Regions from separate parts of the Homo sapiens genome. Here region 2 is linked to region 1. Evidence: read pairs that join two places in POLR2A ChIA-PET (ENCODE). Cell type or tissue: IMR-90. All regions are shown on one strand. Links, peaks and the distances in the headings refer to the core of each region. The heading gives the core; the rest is flanking DNA. Region 1 overlaps UBE2E2 (ubiquitin conjugating enzyme E2 E2). Region 2 overlaps UBE2E2 (ubiquitin conjugating enzyme E2 E2).

Region 1 (8,337 bases), core at 240-8,239:
AGGCTGAGGCATGGAATAAAGAGTAATTTGAGCAGGGTTGCTGAGCTGATCGGTGTGGCAGGTCTGCAATTGATAGCCAGGAAATTTAGGTCTTCAGTGAGCGCTTCTGACGACTATACCGTGTTATCTCTTAAGGAGTCTTGATTATGTAATGTAAGATTTTGTCTCTCTGCTATCAGTGTAGTAAGATGTACTTTTTGCTATAAGAAATCCAAAATAAGCTAATATCCTGGTAATAAAGTACTTTTACAACATGAAAAGTATAGAGGTATGCTTTATTTCTATTTCAGTAATTCAAACTTGATTCTCATACAATCGTTAGTTATTTTTATGAGCGAGGAATATGTTCATAGTCTCTCAACAAGAAATCTCTATGTTGGTGGAGTTTTAAAAAATATATTTATGCTTCCCTAAGATAGTGGCCAAGTTTGAAAAAAATAGAGCAGTACCTAAAGGGTAAGAGGGATGGATGTTGTTGCTTATCTCATAAAGATAAATTTTTATCATTTTTATTGAATTATTACAGGGTTGTTTTACCATCAACCTGTTAATGTTATTCTTACTGGAAATTAAATTATAGAGATTTAATTGTTAAAATCTAAATATGGAAAAGGTTGGTGGTGAGTTTTCAACAATTCTTTGAGATGTTTTTCTGGGCTTTGGAGAGTATTTCTTTGGCTGAAAGTGGGGAAGAAAAAGGATGGAGTTACTTGCATAGTTCAAAAATTGTTGCAGCTGGAATATGTTAGTTCATATCCTCATTTAATGAATGTTCTATATCCACTGGTGAATTCACACTTTCAACAGCACGATATATCTAGCTACTGTGTGGATTTAAGGTCCTACATTTACTTGTCAGCAAGAGACACAGTAGGAAGTTCTTTAAGAAAATGTGAATCATAAACAGGTGCAATTTTTATACAGAATCTTTTTTTTTTCTGTTAGTGAGTAGACTTTTGAACCAGCTGACAGTCCTCCATTGACTCTTCCAAAGTATTTGAATTTGGAACATGGTGTTTTCTTGATAAGAATGTATGTTTTGAATCTATATTAAAATTTTTGAGAGACTTTAGAAAGTTTAGTGTAAAAGTCGTGTTTATAAAATATGGGAATTCTAGTGCACACTGACCAGTTAAAATTTATATTCAGATTGTTGATTTAGAATAACACTGTAACTTGATCCTAGTTATAATCTTTATTAGGCTAGGTGATAACTGTTACCCAAATGGTTGAGTTGCTACTGCATAATTCTGTGTTGGTCAAAGATGAGAACAACTTTATCCCTGATGGGAGAAAGACATTTTAATGTTATCATTCTGTGAAAAGGAGGGTATGTCAGGAGGTCTGGTGAGGGCAGTAGGGAGGAAAAAGACTTGAAGGACCATAATTTACTACAAAATGCCTATGATCTAACAGAGTTAGGATGGACAAGTTCTTTTTATGCCGTCTCTTGAGTTCTGTTCTCCACAGCACGCTGGCACACCCCTTTACTCAAATAGCAACTATGTATTCTGGATTTCCTGGAACAGGCCAACTTTTTGGTATTTCATCCTGTTTTTCCCATAAGTGCACTAATACTGCTTAGACTCTATGTCCCATTTTTAATAGTATCCTTAGAAAAATAACTGCTCTTCAAAGTAAATGATAGGTAAAATATTTTGGAGCATTTGGCAGTGGGGAAATAATAAGTATTCTTAAGGCTTAGGCACCGAAGTTTGAATGTGCCTTCCTATAACTGGCAAGTGCTACTTCTGGTAGAGTATCCTAATGGTTTAATATATACCATTTTAAATATGTCAGTTAAATCAACGTAGTTGTGGTGTTTTCAACTTATTTAAAATATTGAATTTTTTGTTAAAATGAGCAACTATTTTTTAATTCATCCATTTCCGTTGGAAACAATATGTTTGGAGGCTCTCCATTTGTTTCTGTTTTTTTTTGTGGTGAGGAAAGAAAAAAATACTTTATATCTTTAACCTGTTTTTTAAAAAGAAAGTTGGCATGAATATGTCTTAAGGGAAGTTAAACAGAATATATACCCAAAGTATTAACAAATGAAAAACAAAGACTACAGTTTTAGCCTACTTTCTCTTTCCACATATTTCACTTCTCATTTAAAAATTGTATGCATCTTTGAAGACTAGAACTGAGGTGCTTACAACAGTGGTTTGAGGATATTTTAAAATCCCTTTTTATATATTTCTGAATCTGGAAAGGGAATCATTGATGATCTTAATAAAATATAAATCAAGATATTGCATATTAACGACTTTATAAAACAAACTGTGAATACATTTGTCATTATAGATTTTCCTAACCCTCTGCAACCAACAGAGCTTTCTTGTAGAGCAGTGTATTACAGCTTTCCTTTCAAAATGTATTTGTACATTGGCCAAGGAAGCATCTCTTCATTGTGAAGATGTTACAAATATCTTGATAGGGGAAGAAACTTTTTCTGAGCTTATTATAGTGGTGCTAGTTACCTTTTAAAGAAGATACACGTCTAGTAGTAAACACCTAGAATGTCTGCTATAAAATAACTTAAAGGTATAGTTTTCTATACTCTTTAATTTTACAGAAGGGAGGCAGCATTCTGAGATATTTGCATATTGTGTAAGATTATGTTGCTAAATGTAAGTATTTAATTTGTTAGAATCATAGACTCCTAGAACTTGAGGAATAAGAGGAGACTTGTTTTACCTTTGTCAGTTTTGTTCTGTTTGAATTTTTAAGAAGCTAATGAATTTTTAGATCCCCATTAGTTGCTCTTTAAATTATTTTAATACTTTATAAACTGATTTTTTAAATTTTAACAGTACTTAAATGTAATAACTTTATACCATGTGTTTATTAGTTATTAACTTACAGTAGAAAATCTACTTGAAACAGCTTATTATTTTAAAAGAACAAAACGCTTTGAAAAAGAATGGTTTATTTTAAAAGGTGCCACCCATGAATGCAATCCATATTTTAAAAGCTGAGAGTTGGGTAAGACCTTTAAGGGAGGTCTCATGTCTGAGCGCTTTCCATCTACCTGCTGAAGTCTGATTTAAGTCTCATCTGCTACCTTGTATCTTTAGTCTCATAAAGAACTTTAAGACAAAAATTATGGAATAAATTGCCAGAAAAGCTAAGAGAAGTTTTGCTTACAGTACAAGAAATACCTCATATAACACAGACTGTGTTTCATCCTGCTAATGGGATAGCCCAACAGCTTTCTTCCATCCGTGTGTGATGTCTGGGTATGCCTATATGAGAAATAATACGTGAATATGCACCTAGAATAACAGCTCTTTTAAAGTTTTGTTTGAACTAAGTGCAAGTTTGGCAAGATGCCATACTATTTTTTGATAGCATACAAATTCAAGCACTAAAATAAAAGACTACCTCCTGGTAAAGTGTTGTACAGTGTACTTCCTAATTTAGCTGAAGCTAAACTCAAAATTTGAACTTTGCATAGAAAATGTTAGGAATTTTTTTTGTCTGTTTACCTTACGTTTTGCAGTATTTTGTTTCTTTATGGGTGTATCCGAGATTATGAAAAGTCATTGAAGCCAAGTGTGGGGACTTGATCCCTAAGCAGAATTCACTGGATTATCATGTCTTCCTGCCTAACCCAGGTCTCTGCATGACAAGAATAGTTTTAATGCAGATTTTGCTCTCTTCTCTTTCTGAGAGACCTGAAAAGTTTAGCTTTCCAAAGGCTTCCCTGCATGCGAGGTAAATAGATGGAGCAGAACTATCAACAATCTATAATTAAGCAGCTTGACTACCTGTCAATAGGAAATGCCCTCTGTGTCTACCACACAAGTGAATTACAGGAACCTCAGAGATACTGCAGGTTCGGCTCGAGACCACAGCAATAAAGCAGATGTTGCAACACAGTGAGTCACACAAATTTTTTGGTTTCCCAGTGCATCCAAAAATTATGTTTATACTGTATTGTAGCCAATTAAGTGTGCAGTGACTTTATGTCTAAAGAGGACAATGCATATACCTTAATAACAAGTACATTATTGGGCTAAGCACAGTGGCTCATTCCTGTAATCCCAGCACTTTGGGAGGCAAATGCAGGAGGATCACTTAAGGCTAGGAGTTCAAGACCAGCCTGGTCAACATAATGAGACCCCCATTTCTACAAAAAATTAGCCGGGCTAATTTTTTAAGTTTTCAGCTTAGGCGGAGGATCACTTGAGCCCAGGAGTTCAAGGCTGCTATGAGCTGGGATCACGCCACTGCACTCCAGTGTAAGCAACAGAGCGAGACCCTGTCTCTTAAAAAGAAAAATAAGAAAACTTTATTACTGAAAGATCCTAACGATCATCTGAGCCTTTAGGGAGTCATAATCTTTTTGCTGGTGAAGGGTCTTTCCTTGATGTGGATGGCTGCTCACTGATCAAGGTGGTGGTTGCTGAAGGCTGGAGTAGCTGTGGTAATTTCTTACAATAAAACAACGATGAAATTTGTTGCATCAGTTGACTCATCCTTTCACAAAAGATTTCTCTGTAGCATGAACAGTTGTTTGGCAGTATTTTACCCACAATGTAACTTCTTTCAAAATTGGAGTCAGTCCTCTCAAACTCTGCCACGGCTTTATCAACTGATATTATGTAATATTCTGAATCCTTTGTTGACATTGCAACAGTGTTCATAGCATCTTTACCAGGAGTAGATTCCATCTTAAGTAATCACTTTCTTTGCTTATTCCTAAGAAGCAACTCTTCATTTGTTCAAGTTTGATCATAAGATTGCAGCAAATCAATATCTTTAGGCTCCACTTATAATTCTAGTTCTCTTGCTATTTCTACCATCTTTGCAGTTACTTCCTCCATTGAAATCAAACCCCTCAAATCATCCATGAGAGTTGGAATCAACTTCTATCAAGCTCCTATCAACTTGATATTTTGACCTCATCTCATGATCACGAATGTTCTTAATGGCGTCTAGAATGGTGAATCCATTCCACAAGATTTTCAGTTGACTTTGCCCAGATCCATCAGAGGAATCACTGCGAATGGGAGCTATTGCCTTACAAAATGTATTTCTTCAATAATAACACTTGAAAGTCAAAATTACTCTTTGGTTTATGGGCTACAGAATGGTTGTTGAGTTAGCAGGTATGAAAGCAACATTCATCTCCTTATACATCTCCACCAGAGCTCTTCGGTGACCAGGTGCATTGTCAGTGAGCAGTAGTGTTTTGAAGAGAATCTTGTTTTTGAACAGTAGGTCTCAACAGTGGACTTTAAAAATATTCAGTAAACTGTGCAGTAAACAAGTGTGCTGTCATCGCAGCTTTATATAGCGTAGGTAAAGTTGATTTAGCATAATTATTTAAGGCCCTAGGATTTTTGGATTAGTAAGTGAGCATTGGCTTCAACTTAAATGTCACCATCTGCATTAGCCCCTAACAAGAGGGTCAGCCTGTCCTTTGAAGCTTTGAAGCCAGGAGCTGACTTCTCCTCTCTAGCTCGGAAAGTCCTAGATGGCCTCTTCTTCCAAAAGAAGGCTGTTTGTTACCCACACAATGGGTGGGTTTGATTGCTTGGTGGATGACAGTCCATTTACCATAATCGAGGATTCAGCAAGGAGATTTTATTACTTGTAATAAGAAGAATGCTGAGGATAGTTCCCAAAGCAAAACCTTCCTGAACAATGGTGAAAACAAGCTTTTATTGGGCTGGTTAACTGAGTCATTGTATGTTGAGGTGGAGTAAAGGCAGCACCCGAGCAGTCCCTGATGATGCTTCTATATATGCTGCGTGTATAGAAAATGGGGGCTAAGCTTCTCTCTGGGCAGGGATTTTAGTATGCATTGAAGGGAGTTTGCCAAAGTTCATCTGCAACTGACGCATCTCTAGATCCAACTGGTTTTTCTGGGGCTAAGCTTCTTCCTGGAAGTTTTTTTGAAATAACAAAAGCTCAAGGTATAACACTTACAAGTGAGTGCTTTTTCACAGTGGATACCCAAAAACCCAGGGACCCTAAGCTACATTTTGTCTGCACTGAAAATCTAGACTTAAATAGCCACCTTCATCAGTGATCTTAGCTAGATATTCTGGATAACTTGCTGCAGCTTCTCCATCAGCTGCTGCTGCTTCATCTTGCACTTTTTTTTGTTTTTTGGAGGTAGGGTCTTGCTCTGTCACCAAGGCTGGAGTGCAGTGGCGTGATCACAGCTCACTGCAGCCTCAACCTCCCAGGCTCAAGCTCCTCAGCCTCTCAGGTAACTTGGACTACAGGCATTCACCACCATATCCAGCTACTTCTTCTATTTTATGTAGAGATGGGATCTCCCTGTGTTGCCCAGGCTGGTCTCAAACTCCCACATTCCACTTTTATGTTAGGAAGACTGCTTTTTCCTTTGTGTCTCATGAGCTAAACCTCTATAGCTTCCAGCTTTTCTTCTGCAGTTTTCTTACTCTCTTAGCCTTCGCAGAATTGAAGTTAGTTACAGCCTTGCGCTGGATTAGGTTTTGGCTTGAAGGAGTGATGTGGCTGGTTTGATCTATTCAGACCACTAAAACTTTCTTCATATCAGCAATAAAGCTCTTTCACTTTCTTATCATTCATGTGTTCACTGAAGTAGCACTTTTAATTTCATGCAAGAACTTCTCTTTTGCATTCACAACTTGGCTAACTGTTTTGCACAAGAGGTCTAGTTTTCTGCTTGTCTGGGCTGTCAGCATGGCTTCTTCATAGGCTTCATCATTGCTAGCTTTTGATTTAAAATGAGAGAGATGTGATTCTTCCTTTCATTTGAACACTTAGAGGCTATTGTAGACCTAATTTCAGTATTGTTGCGTCGCAGGGAACAGGAAGGCCCAAGGAGAAGGGGAGAGAGTAGAAGGTGGCCAGTCAGTGGAGCAGTCACACAACATGTATCGAGAGTTTGCCATCTTCTATGGGTGTGGTTCATGGTGCCCCAAAACAATTAAGATTCTAACATCAACAATCACTGATCAGAGAGATCGCTGGTGGTGGTGGTGGTGGTGGTGGTGGTGGTGGTGGTTGTTGTTGTTTGAGACGGAGTCTCTATCGCCCAGGCTGGAGTGCAGTGGCGCCATCTCAGCTCACTGCAAGCTCCGCCTGCCGGGTTCACACCATGCTCCTGCCTCAGCCTCCCGAGTAGCTGGGACCACAGGCGCCCATCACCACGCTGGGCTAATTTTTTGTATTTTTAGTAGAGATGGGGTTTTACTGTGTTAGCCAGGATGGTCTCAATCTCCTGACCTCGTGATCCGCCCACCTCGGCCTCCCAAAGTGCTAGGATTACAGGTGTGAGCCACCGCGCCTGGCCAGAGATCACTGTTCACAGATCTCATACTAATGAAAAAGTTTGAATTAGTGCAGTAATTACCAAAATGAGACACAGAGACATAAAGTGAGCATGTACTGCTGGAAAATGGTGCTGATGGACTTTCTTGACACCTGATTGTCACATATCTTCAATTTGAAAAACAAAAAAATGCAATATCTAAGAAGCACCGTAAAACAAAGGGCAATAAAACACGGCATGCCTGTAAATGGCAGTAAATCAGAAAGTAAGGTCATCATGAGGTTCCTATATCATGTGTGCATTCTGATTTGATAATTCTGATTCCATCTCATTTTTTACAAATGGGTTTGAACTAGATCTCCATTTGTGTTCAATTTTCTGCCTTAATTATGTGCCCATACAGATTTAAACTAAACACAGATCTTCTGTGGTCACAAATTATTGACCTCTGTTATGTTTTCAAAGCCTGCCAAATACTTTAAGTAAGCAAATCTATCCATGGAAAATTCTATAAGGGCTACCCTTTGGCTCCTAAGAGATAGTTTTTGGAATTTTTTTATGGTTCAGATATTTTTGTAGCTGATTCAACAAAATGAACTTTTTAATTTCATAAACATTCTTCTCATTGACAAGGCAGATGTGACTAAAAGAGATGAGAAATAATAAGAACAAAACTTGTTACTGATACATATAGTTGAATTACACCCAAAAATAGTTCAACAGTTATTAAAAACTGCTTTTTTGAGAACTTTTAGCTCTTCTCCAACTTGTAATCATGAGAAAATAAGTGAGTAGTAACAGGACCATAATGTTTTTACAAATCCAGACACCTTTATGAAACATTTAAACTATCCAGAACGTAAAAAGGAGAAGAAACAAAGGCTGTTGAACAGTAGGAGGGCTATATAAACACCTCCAGGACCTCTGTAATAACCTTTCTATTGCTCTGAGTTCTGCCATACAAACTCAGCATGTGAACAAATTATTCATGCCTCGGGACATATTAAGTTGTTATGGAAGTTTCTGGAGAAGGTCCACCAGCTGGTGTAGAGAGCTAT
Region 2 (8,337 bases), core at 297-8,296, 140 kb before region 1:
AATATAACACCTTTCCTTTCCAGATACTAAGTTTCACAGGTGACTTGAGACTACAGTTACGTTGGTAAGTTTATTATTGTCTAACACTGAATTAGAGTTACCAATTAAGTACCAAAATGCAATGAGAAAGTGATATAAAAGCATTATGTGCAAAAGGCATGCCTTTTTTTTTTTTTTACAAAAATTCTGCTAATTTGGGGTATTTTTGAGTTGGATATCTTACTGTCTTTTCAGATTCAGAAGATTTATAATCAGACTGACTAAACACATCTCCAAACCTTCTAATTTCTTGTTCGTTATTGTTACATGTTTAGACTGAAATAGAGAGGGAAAAGATATTACCAGGTTTACTGCAGTGTGGAAAAGCTGTTGGAGAAGAATGGGGAATGAAAAGGAAAGAGACAAGATTCTTTGGACAAGGCAGAAGGAAGAAGTTGAAGGATTCAAGTTAAAGGATAACCTTGAGCCGGGCATTATGGCTTCTACCTGTAATCTCAAGGACTTGGGAGACTGAGGCAGGAGGATCACTTGAGCCCTGGAGTTCAAGACCAGCCTGGTCAATATAACAAGGCACCCCTGTCTCTATAAAAGTACGTACATGCATGCATACTCATACACATAAAAGATAATGTCAGTTGATGGCATGAGTGTGAAAGCAGAGCTGTGTGAAACATCACTAAGGATAAGATAATAAGGATGTCATTATTCCTAGACTGTGTAGCATGATTTTTTTTTAATACTTTCAGTTCTAGGGTACATGTGCACAACATGCAGGTTTGTTACATATGTATACATGTGCCATGTTGGTGTGCTGCACCCATTAACTTGTCATTTACATTAGGTATATCTCCTAGTGCTATCCCTCCCTCCTGCCGCCACCCCACGATGGGCCCTGGTGTGTGATGTTCCCCTTCCTGTGTCCAGGTGTTCTCATTGTTCAGTTCCCACCTATGAATGAGAACATGCGGTGTTTGGTTTTTTGTCCTTGTGATAGTTTGCTGAGAATGATGGTTTCCAGCTTCATCTATGTCCCTGCAAAGGACATGAACTCATCCTTTTTTGTGGCTGCGTAGTATTCGATGGTGTATATGTGCCACATTTTCTTAATCCAGTCTATCATTGATGGACATTTGGGTTGGTTCCAAGTCTTTGCTATTGTGAATAGTGCCGCAATAAACATACGTGTGCATGTGTCTTTATAGCAGCATGATTTATAATCCTTTGGGTATATACCCAGTAATATATACCAGGTGTATATTTGGCTGGGTCAAATGGTATTTCCAGTTCCAGATCCTTGAGGAACCACCACACTGTCTTCCACAATGGTTGAATTAGGAAACAGTGTAGCTCTCTACTGTAGATGGTTAATAAAATATGGAGAACCATTAGTGTAATCAGAGAGACTTGGGTTGCCAGTGGCTGCTTGTACAACCTTGGTCAGTTGCTTACATTCTCTGTGCTTTAGTTTCTTAATCTGGGAAAAAAAATGGATTGAACTAAATCATTTCCAGTGCTAACATGTTATACCTTTGGAAAGGAACTTAGATATAGTTGAAACAATTTGAATTTCTCTAGTTTTTAGTTTTTATTTATTTAAATTTTTTCTTTTTAAATCGTGGGTACATAGTAGGTATATATATTTATGGGATACAGGAGATATTTTGACACAGGCTTACACATCAAGGTAAATGTGGTATCCATCCCCTCAAGCATTTATCCTTTGTGTTACAAACAATACAGTTATACTCCTTCATATGGTTTGGATCTGTGTCTCCACCAAATCTCATGTTGAATTGTAATCGCCAGTGTTGGAGGTAGGGCCTGGTGGGAGGCGATTGGATCATGGGGAGTGGTTTCTCATGAATGGTTTAATACCATCAACTTGGTACCATCTTCATGATAGTGAGTGAGTTCTTGCCAGATCTGGTTGTTTAAAAGTATGTAGCACCTCCCTCCTCTCTTTCTCCTACTCATAACATGTGAGATGCCTGCTCGCCCTTTGCCTTCTGCCATGATTGGAAGCCTCCTGAGGCCTCCCCCCAAAAAAAAGCTGCTGTGCTTCCTGTACAGCCTGCAGAACCATGAGCTGATTAAACCTCTTTTCTTTATAAATTACCCAGACTCGGATATTTCTTTATAGCAATGCGAGAACAGACTAATGCATGAGATATTTTGATGCAGGTATACAATGCATAATAATCATATCAGGGTAAATGTATTCCTTCCCACAAGCATTTAGATTTGTGTTACAAACAATCCAGTTATACTCCTTCAGTTATTTTTACATGTATAATTATTATTGACTATAACCCACCCTGATGTGCTATCAAATACTGGATTTTTTTTTTTTAATCCGTTAACCATCCCACGTTTCCCCAATCATCCCCCTACCCTTCCCAGCCTCTGGTAACCATCCTTCTGCATTCTCTCTCCCTGAGTTCAGTTGTTTTGTTGATTTTTTATATTGTTTCTTTTGTTTTGATTTCATTTATTTCTGCTCTGATCTTTATAATTTCTTCTACTAAATTTGGGTTTGGTTTGCTCTTGCTTTCCTAGTTAAGATGCATCCTTGGGTGGCTTATTTGAGTTCTTTTTTGACGTAGGCAAAAAAGTACTGCTCTTTCTGTATCCCATAGGTTTTGCTGTGTTGTGTTTTCATTATCATTTGTTTCAAGAAAGTTTTCAATTTTCTTCTTAATTTCTTCATTGACCCACTGGTCATTCAGGAGCATATTGTTTAATTTCCATGTGTTTATATAGTTTTAAAAATTCCTCATTATTGATTTCTAGTTTTACTCTATTGTCATCAGAGAAGATACCTGATACTATTTCTTTTTTGGTGGAGAATGTTTTGAGAATTGTTTTGTGGCCTTACATATGTTCTGTTCTTGAGAATGATTCATGTGCTGAGGAGTACACAGCGTATTCTGCAGCTGTTGGGTGAAATGTTCTATAAATATCTACTAGATCCATTTGGCCTACAGTGCGGATTAAGTCTGATATTTCTTTGTTGATTTTCTGTCTGGATGATCTGTTATATCATCTTGCTAATTGACCCTTTTATTGTTATATAGTGACCTTCGTTTCTTACAGTTTTTGTCTTGAAATCTGTTTTGTCTGATTATAGCTACTCCTGCTGTTTTTTGGTTTCCATTTGCATGGAATATTTTTTTTCTATCCTTTTATTTTCAGTCTCTTTGTGTCTTTATAGGTGAAGTGTGTTTCTTGTAGGCAATGGATCATTGGGTCTTTTTTTTTTTTTTTTTTTGAGGGCATCTCGCTCTGTTCCCAGGCTGGAGTGCAGTGGCGCAATCTCAGCTTACTGTAACCTCTGCCTCCTGGGTTCAAGTGATTCTCCTACCTCAGCTTCCTGAGTAGCTGGGATTACAGGCGCATACCACCATACCTGGCTAATTTTTGTGTTTTTAGTAGAGTCGGGGTTTCACCATGTTGGCCAGGATGGTCTCCATCTCTTGACCTTGTAATCCACCCACCTCGGCCTCCCAAAGTGCTGGGATTACAGGTGTGAGCCCCGGTGCCCAGCCTGTCTTGTTTTTTTAATCCTTGCATCCACTCTGTGTCTCTTGATTGGAGAGTATAGTCCACTTACATTCAGTGTTGTTACTGATAAGTAAGGATTTGCTCCTGCCGTTTTGTTACTTGTTTTCTGGTTGTTTTGTGGTCTTCTCTTCCTTCTTTCCTGCCTTCCTGCCTTCCTTTTAGTGAGGGTGATTTTCTCTGGTGGTATGTTTTAATTTCTTGCTTTTAGTTTTTTGTGTATCTTTGGTATGTTTTTAGATTTGAGGTTACCATGAGGCTTGTAAATAATATAACCATTATTTTAAACTGAAGACAGCTTAACACTGATTGCATAAACAAGCAAACAAAAAGGAAACTAATAACTCTAACTTGGTCTCTCTGCTTTTTAACTTTTTGCTGTTTTTACTTATATCTTGTTGTACTGTCTATGTCTTGAAAAGTTGCTGTAGTTACTCTTTTTGTTGTTGTTGTTACAGGGTATTACTTTGTCACCCAGGCTGGAGTGCAGTGGCACAATTACAGCTCACTGTGGCCTTGATTTCCCGGTTTCAAGTGATGCCCCCACCTCAGCCTCCTGAGTAGCTGGGACCAAAGGTGCACACCACCATGCCTGGCTAACTTTTATATTTTTTGTAGATAACGTGATTTCATCATGTTGTCCAGGCTGGTCTCATACTCCTGGGCTCAAGTGATCCTCTCGCCTCTACCTCCTAAAGTGTTGGGATTACAGGTGTGAGCCACTGTGGCCCGCCATAGTTATTATTTTTGTTGGGTTTATGTTTTTATCTTTCTACTAAAGATATGAGTAGTTACATCACAATTAGTGTTATAATATTCTTTGTTTTTCTGTGTACTTACTATTACCAGTGAGTTTTGTATCTTCACATCATTTCTTCTTGCTCATTAATACCCTTTTCTTTCAGATTGAAGAATTCCTTTAGCATTTGTTGTAGGACAGGTCTGGTGTTGATGAAATCCCTCAGCTTTTGTTTGGGAGAGTCTTTATTTCTTCTTCATGTTTGAAGGATATTTTAACCAGATATGCTTTTCTGAGTAGAAGTTTTTTTTCCTTCAGCACTTCAAATATGTCATGCCACTCTATGCTGGTCTGTGACGTTTCCACTGAAAAGACTGCTGTCAGATGTATTGGAGCTCCATTGTATGTGACTTGTTTGTTTTCTCTCACTCTTTTTAGTATCCTTTATTCTTGAACTTTGGGAGTTTGATTATTACAAGCCTTGAGGTGGTCTTCTTTGGGTTAAATCTGGTTGGTTTTCTATAAACTTCTTGTACTTGAATATCGACAGTCTTTTTCTCTAGGCTTGGGAAGTTCTTTGTTATTAGCCCTTTGAATAAACTTTCTACCTCTACCTCTCTCTCTTTACCTCCTCTTTAAGGGCAGTAACTCTTAGGTTTGCCCTTTTAAGGATATTTTCTAGATCTTGTGTTAGAAAATTTTGGTGCAGCTGAGCTGGCATCAAAACCACAAGACAAACTTCTTCCCACTCTTCCCCTCCCCTTTCCCCAGGCAGAGGAGTTTGTCCCCATTCCATTACCAACACAGGCCCACGGGGAGTACTGCTAGGCTACCTTTGATGTTCATGCCGATTTTCTAGGTGTGCTTCATTTTTTTTTTTTTTTTCATTTGTCTCCTCTGACTGAAAATTTTCAAATAGCCTGTCTTCAAGCTCACCAAATCTTGCTTTTGCTTGATGAATTCTATTATGAGACTGATACATTCTTCAGTATGTCAGTTGCATTTTTCAACTACAGGATTTCTGCTGGATGCTTTTTAATTATTTCAGTCTCTTTGATGTATCTGATAGGATTCTGAATTCCTTCTGTATTATCTTGAGTTCATTCAAAACAGCAATTTTAAATTCTTTTGTATGAATCGTTGCATAACTCTGCCTCTCCGAGATTGGTCTCTGGTGCCTTATTTAGTTCATTTGGTGAGGTCATGTTTTTCTGGATGGTCTTAGTGCTTGTGGATGCTCATTGGTTTTGGGGCATTGAAGAGTCAAGTATTTATTGTAGTCTTTGCAGTCTTTGGTTGTTTGTAACCGTCATTTATGGGAAGGCTTTCCAGGTATTTGTTGGAACTTGAGTGCTGTAATCTAAGTTTGTAGTCCCTGCAACTGTATTTCCATTAGAGGATACCCTAAGCTTAGTAATGCTGTGATTCTTGCAGACCTGTAGAGGTACCATCTTGGTGGTCTTTGTTAAGATCTGGAGGAATTCTCTGGATTACCTGGCAGAGACTCTTGTTTTCTTCCTTTACTTTATCCCAAACAAATGGAGCACATTCTCTCTGTGCTGAGCTACCCTGGAGCTGGTGGAGAGGTGACACAAGCATCCCTGTGGCCGCCACCCCTGGAAATGCACTGGCTCAGACCTAAAGCCAGCGCAGCACTGAGTCTTATCCAGGGTCCCCTGTAACCACTGACTGGCTACTGCCTGTGTTTGCTTAAGGTCCTAGAGCTTTGCCGTCAGCAGTTGGCAAAACCAACCAGGCTTCAGGGTGATGCCTTCCCTTAGGTCCTGTATGGGTCCAGAAGTGCCATCCAAGAGCGAGGGCCCGGAGGTGGAAACCTTAGAAATTTACCTGGTTCTCTGTGCTACTGCACCTGAGCTGCCACCGAAACCACAAGACAAAGTCCTTCCCACTCTTCCTTCCCCTTACCCCAGGCAGAGGAGTCTCTCCCTGGTCCATTGTCACCACAGGCCCACAGGGAGTACTGCTAGGCTACCTCCAGTGCTCACCTAAGGCCAAGGGCTCTTCACTTAGCTTGTGGTGAATGCTGCCACACTTGCAATTCCCCCCGTAGGGCAGTGGTCTCCCCTCTGCCCCAGGACAGGGCCAGAAATGCTGTCCAAGAGCCAAGGCCTACAACTGGCGACCCCAAGAGCCCACTTGGTGCTTTTCTCTATTGTGGCCGGGCACAAGACAAAGTACCCTTAATCTTTCTTCTACTTTTCTCAAGCAGAAGGAGTCTCTCCCATAGCCACCACAGCTGGGAATGTTCTGGGTCATACCTAATGGTGGCACGCCTCAGAGTCTCGCTCAAGGCCCACGGCATGTACTACCTTGGCTACTGCTGCTGATCATTTAGGGCCTAAGCGCTCTTAAGTCAGCAGGTGATGAATCCTGACAGGACTGGGTGCTTCTCTTCAAGGCAGTGGGCTCACTTCTGACCCAGGATATGTCTAGAAATGTCATCCAGGGAATTAGGGCCTGGAATGGGGACCTCAGGACTCTCTCTGGTGCCCTATCCTCCTGTGACTGAGCTGGTATCCAAGTTATAAGTCAAAGTCCTCTTTACTGGTGCCTTTCCTCTCCTCAAGAAGAAGGAAAGGGCCACTTTTGTTGCTGTGAGCTGTGCTGCCTGGAGTTGGGTAAGCATGGTGCATACGCTCCTTTAGCCTCCTTGGCTGGTGTGTCACTAGGTCATGTGTCCCCCCAAATGTGCTGGCTCTGAGCCCAGCACGGCACTAGGACTTGCCTAGGAATTGTTGTCCTTGTGGCCTAGACAGCCTTTCAAGTTAATTTAGAACTGTGGGGGTAAAGCTTGTGAAAGTTCCAGGCTACTGGTATGGGCAGTTCCCCTGTGGCTAGTGCTGGTCTCAATGCCTTCTTCATGGGCATCACCTGAGTTCTGCCCAGCATTGCTTTCTGCTGTGACAGGGCATCAGTGAGTTCCAATGCAAAGCCCACAGTTGGTGTGCTCTCCGTCCCCCAAGTGCACAGATTGTCTCTCCGCACCATGCAGTCTCTGCTGGTGGATGGGGAGGTGTATTAGTCTGTTTTCACACTGCTGATAATAACATACCGGAGACCGGGTGATTTATACAGGATAAAGGGTTAATTGGACTTACAGTTCCGCATGGCTGGGAAGCCTCACAATCAATGGTGGAAGGCAAGGAGGAGTAAGTCACATTTTAACTTGAATGGCAGCAGACAGAGAGAGCTTGTGCAGGGAAACTCCTCATTGTAAACCCATCAGGTCTTATGAGACTTACTCACTATCATGAGAACAGCACGAGAAAGACCTGCCCCCATGACTCAATTACCTCCTACCGGGTCTCTCCCACGACATGTGGGAATTCAAAATGAGATTTGGGTGGGGACACAGCCAAACCGTATCAGGAGGGGTGATGTCTGCAATTCAAGACCCTCTTTCTTACCCTTTTCAGTGCCTCTTTCAGCAATATGAAGTTAAAACCAGGTACTGTGATCGCTCACCTGATTTTTAGTTCTTATGAAGGTGCTTTTTTGTGTAGATAGTTGTTAAATTTGGTGTTCCTGTAGGGACGACAATCAGTGGAGCTTCTATTTGGCCATCTTGTTCTGACTCCCTCTTATCTAGGTTTTAAAAAACAAGTTTCCTCCCTACTTTTTGATTCTAATGGATAATTCCAAGCTTCTCTAGTGTGTTTAATGGTTTTTTTAAAAAGGTATTTATTTATGACAGGGTTTTAAAAAAATTTTTTTTATTAATGAATGAATGACAGGGTCTTGCTCTGTCTCCCAGGCTGGAGTGCAGTGGTGTGATCACAGCTTACTGCAGCCTCAGCCTCCCAGGCTCAAGTGATTCTTCCACCTGAGCCTCCTGAGTAGCTGGGACTACCAGCAACACAGCTAACCTTTCATTAAATGGAAGCCAATAGCAAATCAGATTATACAATTAGCACTAAAGTTGCTATTTAATCAATATATATTTTAAGAAATATATTCATCAATAGGTTATAACTTGAAAGTGTTTATTAGAGAAACAATGTATTGGTCCATTTTCATGT

The links. Peaks named below come from ENCODE experiments on the same cell type or tissue, not always from the same donor. Only the 100,000 strongest peaks of a DNase experiment are listed, where the experiment ranks them.
Region 2: POLR2A ChIA-PET joins it to region 1 with 17 read pairs; 2 of 35 experiments call an interaction of 5 or more read pairs at or near these places.

Annotation. Positions count from the first base shown.
Region 1 is chr3:23,451,417-23,459,753 of GRCh38, forward strand. The region is part of intron 3 of UBE2E2 (ubiquitin conjugating enzyme E2 E2); the gene reads left to right. Among named protein-coding and RNA genes, the nearest start is that of UBE2E2, 250 kb to the left of the region's middle. In IMR-90, for the core only: no CTCF peak of the experiment used is centred there; DNase peaks (open chromatin) are centred at 3,895 and 4,515; H3K27ac peaks cover 272 bases.
Region 2 is chr3:23,310,138-23,318,474 of GRCh38, forward strand. The region is part of intron 3 of UBE2E2 (ubiquitin conjugating enzyme E2 E2); the gene reads left to right. Among named protein-coding and RNA genes, the nearest start is that of UBE2E2, 110 kb to the left of the region's middle. In IMR-90, for the core only: no CTCF peak of the experiment used is centred there; no DNase peak of the experiment used is centred there.